Regions from separate parts of the Homo sapiens genome. Here region 1 is linked to region 2. Evidence: chromatin loops called from intact Hi-C (ENCODE). Cell type or tissue: K562. All regions are shown on one strand. Links, peaks and the distances in the headings refer to the core of each region. The heading gives the core; the rest is flanking DNA. Region 1 overlaps TGFBR3 (transforming growth factor beta receptor 3). Region 2 overlaps TGFBR3 (transforming growth factor beta receptor 3).

What was found. Peaks named below come from ENCODE experiments on the same cell type or tissue, not always from the same donor. Only the 100,000 strongest peaks of a DNase experiment are listed, where the experiment ranks them.
Region 1: a loop joins it to region 2, with 4 times the contacts of the local background. A loop is called at or near these places in 8 of 110 quality-filtered maps.

Annotation. Positions count from the first base shown.
Region 1 is chr1:91,715,471-91,718,281 of GRCh38, reverse strand. TGFBR3 (transforming growth factor beta receptor 3) reads left to right here. Exons shown (of 17, transcript NM_003243.5): 11 at 1,574-1,714; 12 at 1,888-2,046. Among named protein-coding and RNA genes, the nearest start is that of TGFBR3, 170 kb to the left of the region's middle. In K562, for the core only: no CTCF peak of the experiment used is centred there; a DNase peak (open chromatin) is centred at 1,641.
Region 2 is chr1:91,803,799-91,806,609 of GRCh38, reverse strand. All of the region lies in intron 2 of TGFBR3 (transforming growth factor beta receptor 3), which reads left to right. Among named protein-coding and RNA genes, the nearest start is that of TGFBR3, 81 kb to the left of the region's middle. RefSeq lists an enhancer at 2,575-2,811. In K562, for the core only: no CTCF peak of the experiment used is centred there; DNase peaks (open chromatin) are centred at 1,739 and 2,549.

The DNA.
Region 1 (2,811 bases), core at 242-2,741, 88 kb after region 2:
CAGCAAATAACCCTAAGATGAGCTTATTCAGCTTCTTCATTTCACAGGTGAGGAAACTGAACTCCAAGAAGTTAAAAAGACTTGCTTTTTTAAACTCCAGGGATGGGCTAATGGCAGAGCCAGGACGACTGAATCCAACTTCCTGACCTCTTGTCCACTAATCTTTCCTAGACACCAGGCTAGGCCCTGCTAATCTCCTTTTGTTACTCAAATAATTAATTTATTAACCTTTGACCTCCTGATAATTGCAGCATGAATTTTCGTTCAGTTATCCAGTGTCTACAGATATAATGAATGTCATATATTACTGAAATACTTGATTATGGCATTTTAAAACTGGGGTCCAAGTTAACACCAAAAGTGGCTACAGTAATATGTCTGTTAAGAAAAAATAAAAAAAAAAAAAAGTCAGTTGCTTCAGGAGAGAAAGGCATGTAATGATCCCTTAAAGTTCCTTTTTTTCTCACATATTTTTCTTTTCTTTATTATGATCTTTGAGTTTAGCAATATCCTAGATGCTTCCTTTAATTGGCGTCAGTACTTTCTTTGGAGGACCTGGTACAGAGAGAAAGGCAGTTTGTTTTTTTTTTTTAATTTTCTTCCCATCCTACTCCCTTTGGAGACTGTTTTAGCTGTTCTCACCAATTATAATTGTTTGTAGTAATTTTCAGACTTACTATATATTTCTATTTTGCATCATGTTCAGAATCCAAGCATGTGAAGCAAAAGAAATTAGGATTTCATTTATGGCGTCATGACCCTTGGGTGAATTTTCTCATCCTATTTAGAAATAATCCAGGAATCATAATTTCAACCTATGTCAAGATAGATTCCGGGAATATATCTGCAGGTGGATAGCGAAAAAGGTGGAAAAAAAAGATTCCTGGAATAAAACGTATTCTTTTCCACATCCATACACCATAGAGAAAGATTTCTTAGGGAAGAAATGAGCAAAAGTTAGAGGGGTACAAGAGCGGCAATGAAGAGATGTGCTCCATAGTAAACATTAGGTCCTTCGCTGCTGACTCCAACCAAACTTTCTACAACTCTTAAAGGATATATATAACCAAACATTAGGTCCTTCGCTGCTGACTCCAACCAAACTTTCTACAACTCTTAAAGGATATATATAACCAAAGCTTCTTGTATTCGCCAACTGCTAGTAGTTCTTAGAGTTTATAATATAAAGACTCTTAAGGGGAAGCCCCTTCTCACGGTATAGGCAAGTCTCTTGACAACTCCATTCAACTCCATTCTAGTATCTAGTGTTTTCCCACCATTTGAAATCATTTGTAATTATTCAATATGGTTACAACATAAATATTTATTTTTCACAAGAGAAGATACAAATATTAGTTTAGCTTTTAACTTGAACCTGCATTGGGTTTCTCCTTATTCTTCATCACTTTGAAGATATAATTCGAAAAAGCCTGGATGTTATTTTATTATTTTGTCTTAAAGTCAGATTTTCAATTTGCATCAGAATGATTACATGAGTGTTTGTGTGAGGCAGAACCAAACACACATGGTTTGGTGTTTTTATAACATTGGCTGTGCTTTCTTTGCCTTTTAGATTGTGATACAGGTTCCAGCCCTTGGGGACAGTAGTGGTTGGCCAGATGGTTATGAAGATCTGGAGTCAGGTGATAATGGATTTCCGGGAGATATGGATGAAGGAGATGCTTCCCTGTTCACCCGACCTGAAATCGTGGTGGTATGTGTTTGTTATCAGTAGGGGGTTTGTGGAAAATGCTGTCTATTTTGTTGGCTTTAGTTAGGGACTATCTGAAAATAAAATCAGATGTTAAAAGCCAAAGCTCATGAAGCTACAGGGCCTTCATCCTTCATATGACTGTCATTAATCTTCCTGTGGGTTGTTATTTCCAGTTTAATTGCAGCCTTCAGCAGGTGAGGAACCCCAGCAGCTTCCAGGAACAGCCCCACGGAAACATCACCTTCAACATGGAGCTATACAACACTGACCTCTTTTTGGTGCCCTCCCAGGGCGTCTTCTCTGTGCCAGAGAATGGACACGTTTATGTTGAGGTGAGACCTGAAAGTTAGCCTTGACCTTTTAGGTTAGTGCTGGGCTATAGTTCCTTAGACATCAGCTAAAATACCCTGTACAGACCTCTTCCTGTCCTACCTCACAGACCTTCAACAGGTCTGATGAGGGATTGGCTCAGAGAACGCTTCCAGACTGACTTCTGACCAAAGCAGGAAATTTCAAGATTTAATACATTATGCTAAGTGAAGACAGTATTTTGTAGATGAATGTTAACAAAAAAAAAAATTGGCAAGTGTGAATTCTACTGGTAAAGCCCTGTCCTTTGCTTTTGGAACAGTAGTTCAGTAGTTGCAGTGTTAGAGTTAACCATGGAATATTTCAAAACCACCTCATATGTTATCTTTTATTTCTTTTTTTTTCCCTGCACAGTCCCCTTAGCCCCCAGCAGGGCAGCCAAATCCCTGTGGGTCCATGCCGCCACTGAAACTGACTTGTTATCTTTTAAATTGCACTCACTTTTAAGTGAAATGCTATGTGCTATTATAACTCATGACATTTTTTTTTCTAGATCATGATCTGAGTATCTGTATAAACTTATTTAAACTATTTCCTATATATAATGTTAATAATCATGTGCAACCTAAATCTGGAATCTGGAGTGACTACACAATATTAGGCAGTGGCGGTAATAATGAAATAACAACATCTAACATTTGCTGCAGATTTATTATGTGCCAAACAGAGTTGTAAGTATTGCAGCAGTTAGTTAACTCTTTAGAGCCATCCTATAAGGGAGGCTAATA
Region 2 (2,811 bases), core at 309-2,808:
GCTGAAAATTATGTGGAATAGGTACCAGATGTTTGTGTCAACTTGGTATGCATTGGTATTTAGAATGCTTGAGGATCACATTTATTAAATGTGAAAATTACTTACTATGTCTTCTCCAAAACATTACCCCCCCCGCCAGTATTTTTGTCCATGTTGCATGAGGTGTGATATTAGTAATTTCTTTTGGCACTGATTAAATTTAAAGTCTGTGCAGCAAATGCATCTGTTCCCAAATGCTTTGTCTGCGTTCTGTCGAGTTTTGGAGCTGGCCCACCGCCAGCAGGGATGTGGGGGTTCTGTAACTGAGATTGGAATGCTGTGTTGCAGCTAAAGGACATAATGAAAGGGTGAGTCCATTTGATTTTTTTCTTTAAGTGGAACTGGGAATTTAGACATTGATGTTATAGCGAGATCTTAGGAACGTTTCCCATGTGTCCAGATAAGCAAGCATTAGTGAAAAGGATGGAGGAGGGCATTTGGTAAAATGAGAAACGAGTTTCATTAAGTTCATGAAGTCTTTTAAGTCAACCAAAGGTGATACGTGTGAACCGAGCAGTTTATTTTATTTTAGTAGATATGAATGAATGTTTACATTTGGCCTATGCATCTGTTCACCCAGTCCTGAGGCGAGGAACTGGAAAGTACAAGGCAGAGGCAGGTGGTGCTCTGCCAGGGGAAAAGTCTGGAGCTGGAGTCTCAGAGACCCAGGTTCAAATCCCCTATTGCCACTTCCTGCTGATGTGTTTCTTAGCCTCTCATGAGCTCCAGTTTCCCATCACTCTAAAATGAGGGCATTAACACTGTCTTCACAGTGGTATTGTGAGAATCAGAAACATGTACAAGATGTGTGGCCCCTAGTGGTGTGGTAACCATACATATGAAGAGTTAACCCCCAGCTTCTCACACAAGGCAGCGGCCCAGGGAGCCACCATGTGCTTCACAGTGTGGCCTCAGGTGGCCCAGCTGCTGAGCACCCGAGCGGTGGGGGCCTGCTTTGTGAAGGAGGCTGGTTTGGCAGTGGCCTTGGCAGTGTGGCCGTGGTCTGGGCCACCTGGGGAGTTTCTCACCAGAGTTTATTTGAATTTGTGCTGTCTTCAGGTCAGTAAATATTTTTGTCAGTAGAAGTAGCATCTTGTGGGTGAAGGGGGCTGTGCCTCTGTGCTGGTGGCCGAGGAGAGTGTACCAAACAGAAGAGCAGAGCCTGACTTCAGTTCAAACAAGACACGACACCCGGCAAGATTTTGAGATCAGATTTCTCGAGTAAGCCAGCAGGGGAGGATTAAACTCAGCTCACACTTTGAGTCCAAGGAAAAGTTAGATTTCTTTGGGAGCTACCCTTAAGGAATCTTGTACTCGTCACATACCAGATGCCCAGAATGAACTGAAATATCCAGATTGGGAGGCACCAGTGAGGATTGTCTCTGGAGGTGAATCCATATGGACATTACTGCCAGGAAGCACTTTTCTGAAATACACATTCTACCTCTGTGTGGCTCACAACAGTTTACTTATAGTGGGTTATAGAGTTTCTGTGAGGCTTTGGATGAAGTATCTGCAACATGCCTTTTCATGATAGAGTATGGTGTGAAGTGAGCACGCGTGTGTGCTTATGAGCATTGTTGCTTTCAGGTGTGTTCTTTCGTCATCGTCCACGCCCTGGTTGATCCTTACGTGGTAACACAGCTTTTGCTGTGCTGCTGATAAGGAGCATCATCAGAGCATGTCACTCACTTGGCTCTTGACTGCAGGGAAGAGATTGCGTAGGGAAGACGGGATGTGGGTTTTCAGCCGTGGCCACAGGAGACACTCCCAGCCTTTTGAGGCTGCCGGTGAGGGCCTACAGTAGCAGCTCCAGAGCTCACAGGTCACCACAAAAGTGAGCAGATGAGTCAGATGGGGTTTCGGAGCATGTTTTCCTGGTTTCCAAGCCTTCGTGGCTGGGAGGTGCTATACTCGGGCCCCATGGTGGTCAAGTGAGAATCTGAGCCACTGTGTTAACTCAGGCACTTGTGCTAGAGCCTGTGGGGTGGATCATGCTGTTCCCAGGTGGAAGCCTTCCTGAATGGAGCTGGCCCTGGCATTGTGCAGACAGATTGCGGAAGGAACCACTATGAGGCCAAGGGGGAAGGATGGGAGACAGGTTCATGAGCTGGCTGTGGCAGAGGGAAAGGGACAGGAAGGCTAGGGCCTGACCCAGAAGTGGCAGGATGAGGCTGGGGCTGTGGTGTGCCAACGGAGAGATAGAGGATTGTCCTGCCACCTGGAGAGAGGGGATTGGCCAGAAGAGTGTCCGGGAAGAGAAGACAAAAACAGATTTGTGTTTCCTGCTTTCTGTGACAGTTGAAGGTGGGGAAGCCCCAACTGGGACTTGATTCTTAGCAACCAAAAATGCCACCTCCTTCATTTCATGGTTGGTGTTTTTTTTTTCTGCCCCTTTTAGTATAAGAGTGAGGCTTTGGCTCTCAGGTAAAGAGTGAAAGCAGGAAGTCTGAGACAGACAGTCCCTTATTGGCACAAAGCCCATGCAGCATGCATCACCCCATGGTTCTTCCCCATTTCTCAGCGATAATTGAGTGTCTGTTTTGTGCCAGATACTGTGCTGGGGTGAGGCAGGCAGCAGCAGACAGAGTGGTTGGGTTCTGTTCTTTCGTGGTGTTTGCAGTCTTTGGGAGCATGTAGATGTGAAACCAATAATTGCACAAATAATTATGTACATCTCATCACAGGAAGTGCTGTGGAGAGAAACGGAGAGTACCATGAGAGTATGAAAAAATACAGATCTAACACAGTGAGGGAGGTTTGGGGAGCTTC